Linked DNA regions of Homo sapiens: regions 1, 2 and 4 are each linked to region 3. Evidence: chromatin contacts called from ENCODE Hi-C or POLR2A ChIA-PET data. All regions are on one chromosome and are shown on one strand. Each heading gives the region's core, a stretch centred on a gene start or an enhancer-like site at or near the end of the contact. The rest is flanking DNA. Distances are from core to core; before and after follow the strand shown.

Evidence for each region. Hi-C counts contacts between places; a loop is a spot of excess contacts on that map. ChIA-PET counts read pairs that join two places held with the same protein, here RNA polymerase II (POLR2A). Pooled maps may share reads with other maps.
Region 1: a loop to region 3 is called in a map of CD8-positive, alpha-beta T cell, with 13 times the contacts of the local background. The contact joins the promoter of ATG10 here to the promoter of JMY in region 3. A Hi-C loop is called at or near these places in 2 of 168 maps with a recorded cell type or tissue (CD8-positive, alpha-beta T cell and naive thymus-derived CD4-positive, alpha-beta T cell), 1 of 37 single-sample maps with no recorded cell type and 11 of 50 pooled maps.
Region 2: a loop to region 3 is called in a map of CD8-positive, alpha-beta T cell, with 12 times the contacts of the local background. The contact joins the promoter of SSBP2 here to the promoter of JMY in region 3. A Hi-C loop is called at or near these places in 3 of 168 maps with a recorded cell type or tissue (CD8-positive, alpha-beta T cell, endothelial cell of umbilical vein and naive thymus-derived CD4-positive, alpha-beta T cell), 1 of 37 single-sample maps with no recorded cell type and 10 of 50 pooled maps.
Region 4: a map of naive thymus-derived CD4-positive, alpha-beta T cell shows a loop between it and region 3 (29-fold over the local background). The contact joins the promoter of CKMT2-AS1 here to the promoter of JMY in region 3. A Hi-C loop is called at or near these places in 2 of 168 maps with a recorded cell type or tissue (both naive thymus-derived CD4-positive, alpha-beta T cell) and 10 of 50 pooled maps. POLR2A ChIA-PET finds 5 or more read pairs at or near these places in 1 of 52 experiments (activated T-cell).

What each region holds. Positions count from the first base shown.
Region 1 is chr5:81,969,999-81,973,611 of GRCh38, reverse strand. It overlaps ATG10 (autophagy related 10), which reads right to left and starts at 1,589. Exons shown (of 8, transcript NM_031482.5): 1 at 1,306-1,589. RefSeq lists silencers at 1,189-1,428, 1,599-1,928 and enhancers at 943-1,498, 1,499-2,056.
Region 2 is chr5:81,749,748-81,752,921 of GRCh38, reverse strand. SSBP2 (single stranded DNA binding protein 2) reads left to right here and starts at 1,825. Exons shown (of 17, transcript NM_001256732.3): 1 at 1,825-1,941. The coding sequence starts at 1,880. RefSeq lists silencers at 924-1,273, 1,544-1,873, 2,044-2,093, 2,534-2,583, 2,804-2,963.
Region 3 is chr5:79,234,823-79,238,213 of GRCh38, reverse strand. JMY (junction mediating and regulatory protein, p53 cofactor) reads right to left here and starts at 2,083. Exons shown (of 11, transcript NM_152405.5): 1 at 532-2,083. The coding sequence starts at 1,563. It overlaps LOC124901011 (a long non-coding RNA gene), which reads left to right and starts at 2,191. Exons shown (of 2, transcript XR_007058836.1): 1 at 2,191-2,403. RefSeq lists silencers at 554-848, 1,132-1,401, 1,572-2,011, 2,042-2,091, 2,132-2,181 and enhancers at 522-941, 993-1,629.
Region 4 is chr5:81,299,767-81,303,433 of GRCh38, reverse strand. It overlaps CKMT2-AS1 (CKMT2 antisense RNA 1), which reads left to right and starts at 1,865. Exons shown (of 2, transcript NR_034123.1): 1 at 1,865-2,147. ZCCHC9 (zinc finger CCHC-type containing 9) reads right to left here and starts at 1,847. Exons shown (of 6, transcript NM_001131035.2): 1 at 1,736-1,847. RefSeq lists enhancers at 539-1,328, 1,336-1,515, 1,666-1,765, 1,329-2,118.

The DNA.
Region 1 (3,613 bases), core at 340-2,839, 2.7 Mb before region 3:
GACCATTGTCCAATAACAAAAGTTATAAATATGACTCAAAATGAACCTGTGACAAAGATTTATTAAACTCACAATGGAACAAGCTGAATGGCTTAGTGTGCTCAAAAGCATTTCAGGAACTGAGCATAAACACTGAAGAAAGGATGGTAAGTTTGATAGGTTAGACAGAAAAATGGTTAATATTGGCCGGGCGCGGTGGCTGACGCCTGTGATCCCAGTACTTTGGGAGGCCGAGGCAGGCGGATCACAAAATCAGGAGTTCCGGACCAGCCTGGCCAATATGGTGAAACCCCGTCTCTACTAAACTTACAAAAATTAGCTGAGCGTGGTGGCGGGCACCTGTAGTCCCAGCAACTCGGGAGGCTGAGGCAGGAGAATTGCTTTAACCCGAGAGGCAGAGGTTGCAGTGAGCCGAGATCGTGCCACTGCACTCCAGCCTGGGCGACAGAGCAAGACTCTGTCTCAAAAAAAAGAAAAGAAAAATGGCTAATATCCTACAAGGCACTAAAACTACAACCTTTAGGAGTACTGTATTTTTTTCTCTCCCACTCAGAAATAATTTGCATCTCCATTAATGAAAAAGATGTTAACTACAAAGCCTAGGCCCTAATCAATATCATCATGCCAAACAAAATATAGTCCCCTAGACATCTAAATCATCTTCAGGTGGGCCTGTTAGGCTCCATTTTGACTCTGAAAAAAACATGCTGTCCTTTTGCCTTATTTCCAATACTTTTGTAATTTTTACCGCCACTAAAAGTTTCTATAAATCAGTCAACTATTCCTTTATCATTCTCCGGTCCTCCCCGCCAATTCTTGATTTTATAGGTTTTTTGGGAGGTTTAAAAAAAAAAGAAAGACCTGTTGGCTCTAAATATCAAGTTATTCCTCCTGATACTTAATCTGAAACTTCAAATTAAGTTGGACTCAGCCACTGGAAGCCCCAGTAATTTAATACTGTTTCAACCAAAGATTTGCTATCAGTATGTGGATTTTAAACACAAAGTAGTTACTACCCACTTCGAGGGTGCTTTGGGTACTGGGCCAGGTGTGCTGGTGACACCGTGTGCGCGACGGGGACCGGGTCCCCGAGGAGGGAGTGTCCTCGCCCTTCCCCGCTCGCGGCGGCCAGCACAGGCCTGCAGTTACCGGCGGGGACCCGCTTCCCCGGCCTTTTGTTCAGGACTGGGCTGTTTCCCGCCTACCCGCGCGTGCCCTTCCTCCCTGTCCTAGGAGTGGGGCAAGGACCGTGTGGGAAGCAGAGCCGGGAGGAGACAACCGGCAAGGGCTGTGGGGAATACTCACCCCTCTCCGCTCGGCCCCTGACCCCGCAGCCCAGCCCGGCGAGGGCGGGGCGACGGGGCCAGGGGGAGGAGAGCTGGGGAGAGGGACCCAGCGCCCTGCGAGGCCACTGCCGCGCCGGTGACCCTACGGAACTGAATGATGGGACTGCGGGGGCCTCGAGGGCGGAGGAAGAGCCGAGCCAGCGCGCCCCGAGGCCAACCAGAAGTGGCCGTGGCCTCCTTCAGTCAGGTCCGCGGCCTCCTTCAGTCAGGTCCGCCACGGCCGAGTCGGAGCGTGCGCACTGCGCCTTCCCGCGCCGTGGGGGCCGCCTAGCGCAGGCCGGTGACGTGATCGGCCGCGCGCTCTGGGCAGGGCGGGGCTGAGACCCAGGCCGGGACTGGGAGCGGGTGGAGAGGAGGGAAGCGAGACCTCCCCGCCGCCCGCGACCACCCCCGCCAAGGCCCCGCCCCTCGCCTGGCGGGCAGCTCTCCCCCGCCAACCCCCACCTCCAACCCAACGCAGGCGGTGCCCTCCGCGGAGCACAAAGGCGGCTCGTTGACGGGGGAGCGGGTTACTAGCATCCCCCTAAGAGGTTGGGGAACCATGCCAGCATGCTTACGCTACAAAAAGTCCTGTAAACACCACAATTAAGCACAAGCACGGCTACCCCTTGAAAACTTACGGATGGAGGGAGAAGTTAGGAATTCGAATATTGACAATAGTACCATCTGTGGCACATATCCCAGAGGAGAAAAAAAAAAAACTAGCAGCAAAATTAAATTGGGGCGAAACGATGGGGATAAAGACTAGAAAAAATGTAGGAGTAACAGGGGTAATCGAACTGAAATAGCAGACATCTGAAAGAAAACTAGCATCTGCTCCTTCTAACAACAGAGTTAAATTTGTTGGAAATGAAAGGAGAAAATGCAGGCGAAGAAGTGAAAGGAAAACCTGCCTTCAAACTACATGACATAGTTTTTTGATCTTGTACTACAGTTGTGTAAGATGTCACCATTGGAGGAAACTAGGTGATAGGTACACGGGACTCTAGGTGCTGTAGTATTTTTGCAATTTCCTGTGTCTATAATTATTTCCAAATAATAAGTGTTTTTAAAAGGAGAGAATACTGATCAGTGGCGACCAGGGCAAAGGGCTGGAGGAAGGGGGTGACTGAAAAGGAGCTTGAGAGCTTCTATACCGTGATTGTGTTGGTGACTAAACCACTGTTTGACAAAACCCATAAGAGGTATAAATTTTACTGCATGTGAAATAGTTTAAAACTCAAAATGATGCGACTAATAAAAATGAACTTACACTAACATTTTTTAGCAACTATGGATATAAATTAATTGGTAGCTGCCAATTTAGATTATCCATTTAATTTTTTTAAAAGCACAAGGCAGTGTGTTCTGAATGAGAGCTTAAGTAGACCAGGTGTCTCCATCAACTTTAAGTATTTACCTTAAAAACGTATTTCACAGATGAAAACAAGAATGCGGCTGGGCGCAGTGGCTCACGCCTGTAATCCCAGCACTTTGGGAGCCCGAGGTAGGAGGATCGCTTTAGCCCAGGAGTTCAAGACCAGCTATGGGCAAGGCAGTGAGACCTCATCTCTACAAAAATTTTTCAAAATAACAATAAATTTTTAAAAAAAGAATGCATTGCTTTACATTGTACTCCATATTTTAGAAACACAGTGCACCAACCACCATGTTAATTTAAAAAAAATTTTTTTTGCACTGGAGGTGTTTTAAAGTTTCATAATTCACATGCCAAAAACAAAGAAACTAAAAGAAATAACTCAGTTAACCTCCATGTACTTCCTCTCATCATATCCCTCATGGCAAAGAATGATATTGGCCTGTTTATGTGTTTACCCTACAACACTATAAACTGCTTTAAGGCTACGGTCTGTCATCATAGCATTTCAAGGTTCAAGCAGGGCTCCTGTAGCTCTCCTCTCTGATCGCTGAGGTTCACCGAAAAATCTACTCACAAAGGACAGAGTAATTGGAGGAAATGCATGCAAGTTTATTTAGCATATATACATGAGAACCTTCAGAATGAAGACCCAAAGATACAGGGGAAATTGTAATGTTCATTTGTACATCCAACAAAGTATGGACAGCCATGTAGAAATATGATTGGACAAAAGGGTATGCTCTAATGCTAATAGCCTGAGTGGGGAAACCCAGCAAGGCCTGTCTGTCTAGATTCTTCTTGGACTCTCTGGGCATGCATTCCTTCCTTCTGGGTGTAGGGCGGGACCCTCTCTGCAATGAGGGTCTTAGGACCTACAGTCAAAAAAGGTAGATCAGATAATTTCTTT
Region 2 (3,174 bases), core at 576-3,075, 2.5 Mb before region 3:
TTTAATAAAAGTGCTTTTTTTCTTATATCTTTTTTTTAACGATAATGTCTGTCCTCTATTACTTTTAATCTTTTGCTATCACACTCTATGGCTTCTTCATTTAATCCTGTATCTTCTAGTCTTCTCATCTTTTTATACCTCACTTTCCTCATGTTTTTTTCCTTGTCATTAACACCAGTATAGAAAGTCCTTCCTCTTCATTTTCCCGTCTTTATGTCTGGTTGCCAACCGCGTTTTTGATTCTCGACCTCTCACTTTTGCTAACTGCCCTTCCTTAATCATCTGTTGATGTTTTATTCCTATCACTTCTGTCAATGCTCACACCCATTTCTTTCCTTTCCATCTATCTGTATATCTCCATATGCATTTTATGATCCTCCTACTAAATGCTTAAAGCTGTGTGTGTGTGGAATAGAACGGTACCTTCCTCCACGCGAATCCGATTTCCCTCTCCTCCCATAGCTACTTCTTGTCTATTCATCCTTTCCAGATGTCGCCCTGTCCCACCCCATCTGTCCCCTTCTTCCCCGTGTGAAGCCCATCTTCTTTCTAACCCCATTTGCACCCGTCTGATTTTACAGTCAAGGACTTCAATAAGATAAATGATGCAGAGTTCTACTGGGAACCAGATTGTGTGTGTTTCTGAAACTTTTGCGCGTTTACTGAAATGGGATTAGGGATTTGGATACAGAAACATTCTCGGGCAGCCTTTCAGCCCTGGCACAGCTTTGTACACCTTGGAGCGCGCTGGGGCCTATTCTAACGGGCAAGGACAGGGAAGTCTTTCAAGACCTTTTCTGGCCTTTTCCACTCCAGGGGTCAGGATGAATAGGCATCACTGACCCAAACTGTTAAACCAGGCCGGGTGGGGAAGCCTGGGGCCCTCTTCTGCGGCAGATCTGGCGGGGTGTCCAGGGCGCCGCGGGGCTCCGTGCAAGAAGGGGTTGGGGCAGGGGCCGCTGCGGCCGCAGGAGTCACCGGGCCTCCTCGGGAGGTCCGCTCACCTCTTACAGAGGAGGCCGACCCCAGGCCGGGTGCTCCCCTGGGGCGCAGGGCGCGGCCCCGGGCGCCGCCACCGCAGCGGCGCCGAGGGCCGGAGGTGCAGCCTTTCCCCAGGAGAGAAGGCGAGTCGCTGTCGGTCGCTCAGCCAGAAGGTCGAGGGAACCGCGCGGGTGTCCCTCGCCAGCCGGCCCTCTGGGAACAGGGCGGGGGCGACACCCCAGGGAGTAGGGCTGAGGACCGCAAAAATCAATCGTGGGTACCGGCGCGGGGTCACGCATAGGAGAGGAGCGGGAGAGGGGCTGGTGGGGGCCCCAGGGCGGCTGAGGCCGTGGCTCTGTCGTGGACTCGGCGGGCGCCCCGAAGTCTGGGGCCGCCACGGCTCCAGCTCCGCCGGCTCCGGCCGGAGACTCCAGGCCGCAGTTTCTCCTCCTCCCGGCGCCTTCTCTCCAGTGAGGAGCTGAGCGCGGGCGGCGCGGGGGGAGGGGTGGCGGCGGAGAGAACAGCCAGTTGTTTAAAATCCTTCTAGAGCAGTTTCTAATTCCCCCCTTGCGCCCGGGTTCGGAGGGGGGAGGGGGAAGGAGAGCGGGTGGAGGGAGGAGAGCGGAGAGGGAAGGCGGGAGGGAGGGAGTCGGGGAGGGAGGGAAGGAGGGAGGAGACTGCCGCTGAGGCTTAGCCGCCACCGCGCGCTTCGGAAGGCCAGAGGGAGGGGGAGGCCTGTCAGTCTCGCGCGTTGCCTGGGCGAAGGGGGCGGAGCTTTGGCGTGGGGCGGCCAATAGTGGGGGTGGCTGCGTGGGTCGCCATGGGGACGGGGCTGTTCCCGGGGAGGCTGTGATGGGTTGACAGGTGCGTGACAGTGGGAGCTGCTCTCGGCACAAGCATGTACGGCAAAGGCAAGAGTAACAGCAGCGCCGTCCCGTCCGACAGCCAGGCCCGGGAGAAGTAAGTGTCTCCGCTTCTCACCCACCTCCGCCTTCACACGCGCGCACACTCACGCACGCACTCGCACACTCTGGGAGACACAGACACTCTCCGCCCGGGGAGCGCCGGGGGTGGGCTGGCAGGGGGAGGGGTGCCGCGATGGGGGCGTGTGGTGCGGGGAGCTGCGCTTTCCCGGGAGGTGCGGGCGCTGGGCGGGCGGCCGCAGGGGGCTGTCGGCGGGAGGGACCGGGTGTGTTGAGGGGCGGCGGTGGTGCTGGTGGCGAGGATGGAAACTTGTTTGGGTGATTGAGGGAAATAACCCGCGGGTTCACCTTCCAAAGTAACTTTAGAGCTGGGGTCCGGGGCTCCGGGGACCTGGGGAGCCGCCGGGGGTGGCGGGAGGGGCAGCTGCGTGGAGGAAGGCGCGCAGTGGGAATGTGGGTGTTTGGCGGGCCGGCCGGGGTCGGGGCCGGGGTCGGGGCGGGCAGCGCGGGGAGCGCGGCGGCGGGGGCCTGGGCGCTGGGGCTTAGGGCCGCGAGCGCGGGGCGAGGCGAGGCGAGGGCGGCGGTGCCGGGCGCGCGGCGGGCGGAAGCCGGGCGTGGAGCGGCCGAGCGGGGCCCCGCGGGGCGCGGAGACGCGCGCGGGGCGCGGAGGGCGTGTGCGGGTTGGGCGTCCGGGCTTTCCTGGGCCAGCTACGGACGCGGCGCCCGCAGTCCCCCGCGCATCGCGGGGCTGGGGCTGGGGCTGGGGCGGGGGCGGGGGCGGGTGGGCGCCGGAGACGCCGCCGAAGTTTGGGAGTCGGAGAGGGACCGAGTTCCCGGGGAGCTAAAGTGTGTTGGCGAGGAGCGGGATCCGCTGGAGGAGGCTGGCGTTTCTGCCTCTCGCAGCGGACCCAACTCCGCGGCGGCGGCTGGCGAACTTTTTGTGAGGCTGGCAGCCCCCGAGCGGCGGGAGGGGCGGGCCCGGCGGGGCGGTGGTCGGGGGCGCGCGGAGGGGAGTTGTGGGAGCCGCCGGGGGCGCCCGAGGAGGGCAGCTGTGGCGGGGAGGGCCAGTGGTCCGAAAAGGGGTTTGTGGGAGGGGAGAAGCGTTCAGGTGGGAAGGAGCCGCTTGGTTACAGTTGTGGGGAGATACAGGTGTTAACTTCGGTGGGAGCCCAAGAGGCGGCTGGCGAGAACAGAGCCCCTCCCGGCCCGGGATGCCACTGTCACGGCACACTGCAAAGCAAAGCGGTTTGCTGCTATTCTTGTGTACTTG
Region 3 (3,391 bases), core at 834-3,333:
TTGCATCCGATAGTCACTAGGTGCTTTTTCACTTAGGTCACTCGTTTAAAAATGAATTTAAAATTTGCGTAGGTTGCCACACTGCACAAAGAAGAATCAAAACAGATCAACTTTGCTCCGTAAGACAAACTATTTTAAATAAAGGTGACAAGGACAAAGAAGAGTTGACATCTGGGCAGTTATTGCTGGAAGAGCTTTAGGGGTAGAAAAATGCTCAGGTAGCCCATGCTTACAGAACACTTTTCTTAGTGGCTTTAATTGCGCATTACCAGTACTGAGTAGTACACAGAGCGCACTTACTACTTTTGATAAATGGGGGAGGAAATAAAGACGAAGGTCCTTCAGAGAGTCAATTAAGCAGCCACCGAGAGGGATGAAGGGCAAGGTAGATCAGGAACCCCTCTTGGTTTCCGCTTGTCCAGAAAAACAACCGTCCTACTGCGCACACCCGACACCGAGGCTCCAGCCTTTGGTTTGGCCAGTAAACCAAAAGCGACCAGTAGAGCCCAGACTAGGAGCTCACTCACTCACCTCCTGGATGCGCTTCCTGGCCCGCTGAAGCACTTCTTCGTAGCCCTTCTGCCGCAGCTCGCTGAGGCTTTCGTAATACTCCTCGGGATCATCGGTCTCGGTGAAGAGCACCTGGGAGAGGATCTTCCAGCCGCAGGTGTCCAGGCCGTGGCCCAGGTAGACCTGGAGCTGGTAACACAGAGTGTCGATTTCCTGCTCGGTCATCTCGGGGGCGCCCCCAAACAGCACAGTCCACATGCCCGAAGGTTCCTCGGGGAACACCGGCAGGCACGGCTCCAACTGCGAGTTCACCGAGCACAGCTGCTGGTGCACGGCGCGCAGGTCCTGGAAAGAAAACAGTCCGGCCCAGCTGCACTCTTCGGCCGGAGACTCCAGCTCGGTGGCGGGCGGCGGCTGCTCCGCGTCCGAGAGCGCCAGAGGTGCCTCGTCCTCCTTCACCATTTCCAGCACCTCTATCTCCTCGGAGACCGTCCCAGAGGCGCTCACTATCCGTACAGAGGACACCTGGGCCTCTCTGGGCGCCGGCCGGGCTGCTGCAGCGGCTGCCCCCGCCGCATCGTCGGCTTCAGATGTTTTCTGACCCGGGATGGGTTTGGCCCGCACTGGGCTCCTAAGACGACTCTCCGCCCCTTTGCTGCCAGGACTCCGCAGCCGCGGGTCCCCCAGAAGGCTGCGAGTGCTCCGAGGAGAGCCGCCCTCCGCCCAGGCCGAGCTCCGCCGGGGCCCGGGGCTCCTAACCAGAGTTGCAGAGGCAGTGGCCTCGGGCCGACCCCTGCCCGCCGGGCTGCCGGGCCCGCGGCTCCCGTCGGACGCAGCTCCGCCGGCCTCGGCGCCCCCTCGCGCCCCCGCTTGCTCCCGGGAGCCGCTCCTCTGCCTCTGGGCCGTCCGGTTGTGGCAGGTTATGGCAAACTTGCCCTCAATCTCGTTCCAGGCCACAATAAAGACGAATTTGTGTTTCTCGCGCTCGTCGAACACATGGGGCCGCACAGCCACCCAGTCCGACTCGAGCGTCTCCTCCAGCGCGAACGACATGGTGGCTCCGGCTTCTCGCCGCGGGGAAGGGCCGCCGGCCCGGCCCGCCCGAGGACTCCCCGCTGGCTGCGCCGCGCCCCCCGCTCACCCTCGCCGGGCGCCTTCAGCCATCTTAGTGCGCCGGCCGGCTCTCCCGGCTCGTTCGCCTGTCCCTCCGCGCCCCGACCGCCGAGCTCCTTTGTGGCGCGGATCGAGAGAAGGACAATAAGCGTCCCGGGAGCAGGTAGTTCACATGGTCACCTGCGGCCGGATCTGTTTACAAGCTCCGCGCTGCCGCAGCGCCTCGCGGCCGCCCGCCGCCCCCCGCGCGAGGCCGTGGAGCTGCGTCTGCGGCGCTCCGGTGGTGAGGCGCGGGTCCCGCGGGGTCAGGCCGGCGCTGTATGCGTCCCGGTCGCTCGCCCAGGTCAAGATCCCCGCCCCCGCCCCTGGTGCTGCTGCAGAAAGCCCGGAGCCGGCCTGACTGATGAACCCGTCTCCTAAACTCTGCGCCTCAGCATCGCCACAATGTTGCCATTCGACTGCTGACGTCGGCGGCTCCACGAGGGACGTAAACATGGGCACGTGCCGCACGCTGGTGACGCGGCGGCGGCGGCGCGCGCACCCCGCCCGCGCGCGCCGGCGCCTCCTCTCGGCGTCCCCTGAGCCAGCCCGCGAGCGGCCGCGCTCCCGACTCTCCTTCCTTCCGCGCAGCCTCCAGTTCCCCGGGGCTGGAGCCGGCTGTCGGCTGGTTGCCGGCTCCGAGGGCGATGAGAGTGGCAGGTGTGCCCTGCTGCACAGGTGGCCTCCGAACCCGGGAAAAGAGGAACTAAGGCGGAGGAACTGAGACGTTTCGAATTCCAGGTATTGAGACCCTCGAATGTACATTTGCCTCCATTCTCCTGGAGGGAGCCCGGACGGAGAGTCGCTCCTGCGTTCAGAAGTAGCGTGTTGCCGCGGGGAACGGTGTGCTGAACTATGTGGGGCTCGCCCCCAGCCTGTTAGGTTCTCCCCTAATGCCCTTGAGACCAAAACAAAAAACAAAAACAATTCCAGAAGCTTTTCTGGAAAGACAGAGTTTAATATATGAAAGGAAGGTGTCTGAGGAAAGCCCAGTAACAGTCCAAAACAAAATGAAAAATGAAAATGCCATGTCCTAACAGCATGAATGTTTACATTTCAGTTCATTGGTGTTTTATTGCTTCAGGTTTCATCATTATGTACTGTTCTGTGAACCTCGTTTTGAGGTCACTGGGCTTTAGCCCTTTTGAAGTTGTATTCAATTATGGGAGTTCCCAGAATGCATATACAAAAACAGTCATATCAATCTCTGCTATTCTTACTAAACTATGATGAAACACATTCTTAAAATTAGTAGACTTTATAATAATTATTGGCATTCTTTTTCCGATTAGTATTCAAGTCACAGATGTTGTGCACCATAGTAAAGCACAATGGAAATTAGTTCTTTTACATTTATTCACATTTCTAAAGTATATACAAAACCGTTTGGATTAGCCTTGTATTGTTAGGTTCAGTAAAAACAGCTGTTTATTCAGATGACAGAACAGTACTGAACTAGCTAAGCTTCAAACTTAGTTCAGTATTGTCCATCTTAAACTCTAAGCTTCAACACTTGGTTCAGTATTGTCCTGATATTTGAATAAACAGCCAAAAAAAATTTTTTTTTTGAGACAGAGTCTCACTCTGTGGCCCAGGCTGGAGCACAGTGGCACGATGTCAGCTTACTGCAGCCTCTGCCTCCCGGGTTCAAGCGATTCTCCTGCCTCAGCCTCCCAAGTAGCTGGGATTACAGGCACACACCACCAAGCCCGACTAATTTTTGTATTTT
Region 4 (3,667 bases), core at 616-3,115, 2.1 Mb before region 3:
GCTATAGAATAATGTAAGGGAATAAAGAAAATATTTTTATATAGCTATACAACACATTAGCATTTTAAGCTAAGTGTTATTACAAAAGAGTGGGCCGGGTATGGTGGCTCACGCCTGTAATCCCAGCACTTTGGGAGGCCAAGGCCAGGTGGATCACAAGGTCAGGATATCGAGACCATCCTGGCCAACATGGTCAAACCCCATCTCTACTAAAAATACAAAAATTAGCTGGGCGTGGTGGCGCACTCTTGTAGTCCCAGCTACAGGCGCGCACCACCTGGGAAGCTGAGGCAGGAGAATCGCTTGAACTCAAGAGGTGGACGTTGCAGTGAGCTGAGATTGCGCCACTGCACTCCAGCCTGGGTGACAAGAGCAAAACTCTGTCTCAAAAATGAGAGACAGAGAGAATAAACTCCGTCTCAAAAAAAAAAAAAAAAGGTCAAGGAGTTAAAATTAATTTAAAAGTTTATAAAGTTAAAAAAGCACAGTAAGCTAAGGTTATTACCTTATTTTTAATAAACTTAGACTAAGCATACCGCATTTATAAAGTCTACAGTAGTGTACAGTAATACCCTAAATAATATCGTAGGCCTTCACACTCACATACCACTCACTGACTCACTTAATAGCTACCGACAGCCCTGCAAGCTCCATGCGTAAGTGCCCTATTCAGCTGTACCATGTTTTCTTTTACACTATATTTTTACAGTATCTTTTCTGTGTTTAGATACACACCATCCTTTTACAACTGCCTACAGTATTTAGTAGTTATACTGTACAGGTCTGTAGACTAGGAGTAACAGGCTATCCCATACGGCCCAGCTGTGTAGGTTTGTGCAAGTACACTATGATGTTCACACAACCACGAAACGGCCCAACCATTTCTCATAACTATACCAGTTCTTAAGGGGAGCATGGCTGTATTAAGCCACCACCTTTTTTGTTGTTGTTGTGGTCGTTGTTGAGACGGAGTCTCACTCTGTAGCCCAACCTGGAGTGCAGTGGGCGATCTTGGCTCACTGCAACCTCTGCCGCCAGGGCTCAAGCGATTCTCGGGCCTCAGCCTCCCGAATAGCTGGGATTACAGGCGCGTGCCACCACGCCCAGCTAATTTTTTGTATTTTAGTAGAGAAGGGGTTTCACCATGTTGCCCAGGGTGGTCTCGAACTCCTGAGCTCAGGAGATCTGCCCGCCTCGACCTCCCAAAGTGCTGGGATTACAGGCGTGAGCCACCGCGCCCGGCCTAAATTATCACCTTTTAAGACCAGCATCCCTGGCAACCCCCCAAGTCTCAGCTCCTAGTAACAGAAAGACCCCTTCCACAGAAGCTGAAGGGTGGACCCAATGAATTGGTGTGAGAAACTCCATGCCACTTTACCAGCGCACTCTTCGCTGAAGTTTATGCGACTGTCATAGTGGGGACCGAAGCTGTTCAAAAGGAAGTAGATTATCCTTCCCCTACGTACGTGGGAAGGGGGAGGCTCTGGGTTATCAAGAGGGTGAAGTGGGAGAGCCAAGCGGCCCACCCACAGGCGGATTCCAGGGCGGCTGGACGCACAGCCCCCAGCAGCCGGAGCCCAACAGCTGAGGTCGCCGCCCCTAGACAGCCCGCGCTCCAGCCAGCTCAGGGACCCAGCGGCTAAGCCTTCTGTCCTCCCAGCTTCCCACGCAAGTTCCGCCAGGCCAGAGGGAACGAACGACGAGACCCTGCAGCTTTGGTGGCTGAGAACCTCACCTCACCGCGCTACCGCGCAGCTTCTTACCGCGCACGAATCCCCCAGAGCAGCCGAGTTGGCGAGCCGGGGAAGACCGCCCTCCTGCGGTATTGGAGACCGGAAGCACATAGTGCCCGAGAGCGCGTCACTTCCGGCGTCACAGACGGTCTTTACAAGCGACTCGTGGGCGTCAATACTGGGCTGAGTTTGTGGCGCGCTTAGTGATGGGATGGCCCTGTGCAGGACGCCGACACGAAAAGATGAAGAGTTCAATCCGTGCTGTCTGAACTCACAGTGTAGCAGGCGAGATAGACGGGAAGATCGGTAGGGTGGGAGATGCCGGAAAGGCTTCCCGTGAGACTGGATAAGAAATCAAAAATCTGGTGAAATTGCCGGCAAGAGGGAGTTAAGGACATTCCAGGCAGAGGCAAGGTAAAGGCGCGGTGGGAGTGGGTCACTGTGATAAAAGTCTGAAAAGGACATTTGGGGGCTCTCTTGGGTGAGAGGCAGTGCCTCATGTCCCCCCTTCAGTGCTCGTTGAGCATTCAATTAAAATGTTAACACTTTGTAGCCAAACAAGTTCTCTTTTTAAGAGGAAAACCCTGGATTTCCAAACGGCTCATTTTCTGTAGCTTCTTGCAAATGGATACCACCACCAGCTGTGCCTAGTGAAAAAATGCAATTTACCAGGACCACTACTCTCAACAGTTTGCTCAATCCATTTAACCTTTTGAATATTTGTCCACTTCTTTTTATCTCTGTTGGCACCTCCTCCCTTGTCCCATATTGTACCTGTAGTTCTACAACTGGTCTGGGGATTCATTCTGCCCCAACTCCCTGAAATCCATTTTCCGTGTCGTAGGAACGGAACTTTTGAAAATGTAAATCATTACATTTAAAGCAGTACTGCTGTACTGCTTTAAACTCTCCCTTCGCTTCCCATTGTTTTAGGATGAAATTCGAACTCCTTATGAAGTCCCTGCCTACTTCCCTAGCCTCACCTTGCTCAGTCTCTCCTTTGAGCTCCGTGCATAGGATCATTTTTTCAATTTCTCAAATGCCGTGTGTACCTTGCCATCTCCAGGCCTTTACATTTGCTAGTCTCTTTGTATGGTACTCCTTTTCTTCTTCCAGTTACTTTCTACTCACCCTTCAAGGCTTTAAGTATTTTATTCTCAAGAAAGCCTTCCAGCCCCCTACCCCCATACTAGACCAATCCCCTACTGTGTGCTCACGGCAGTCTATACTTTCTTATGACACGGTTCACATTTGTAATTACACAATAATTGTGTAAGTTTATTGTATCCTCATTGCCTGGTACATCCTTGGTGCTCACTGCGTATTTGTTTTTTTGTTTTGTTTTGTTTTGTTTTTTGAGAAGGAGTTTGGCTCTTGTCGCCCAGGCTGGAGTGCAATGGCGCGATCTCGGCTCACTGCAACCTCTGCGTCCCGGGTTCAAGCGATTCTTCTGCCTCAGCCGCCCAAGTAGCTGAGATTACAGGCGCCCGCCACCGCGCCCGGCTAGATTTTGTATTTTTAGTAGTGATGGGATATCGCCATGTTGGCCAGGTTGGTCTCAAACTCCTGAGTTAGGCGATCCGCCCACCTCTTCCCTCCAAAGTGCTGGGATTACAGGCGTGAGCCACCGCGCCTGGCCCTCGTATTTGTTAAGTAAATGAAGAATAAGTACTTTGCGATGTTTGTTTAAAGCAAACTAGAAAGTGGCCCAGTTTTCTTTAAGAGAAGGGATTTTAAAGTCAGTGCTTGTAGGAATGTTGAGATTTGGTATGGTACATATCACAAATACCGTAGTTCATATGGTGGAGAAAGTTTTAAAAGACAACAAACAAACAACAGCAACTTCCAGCTCTTGAAGATAGGGAACTTCCTAAAAGATGTGTGGTAGTGCTGCCCATACTGTAATGATCTCAACCAGCTGGTTTCAGGGTAGT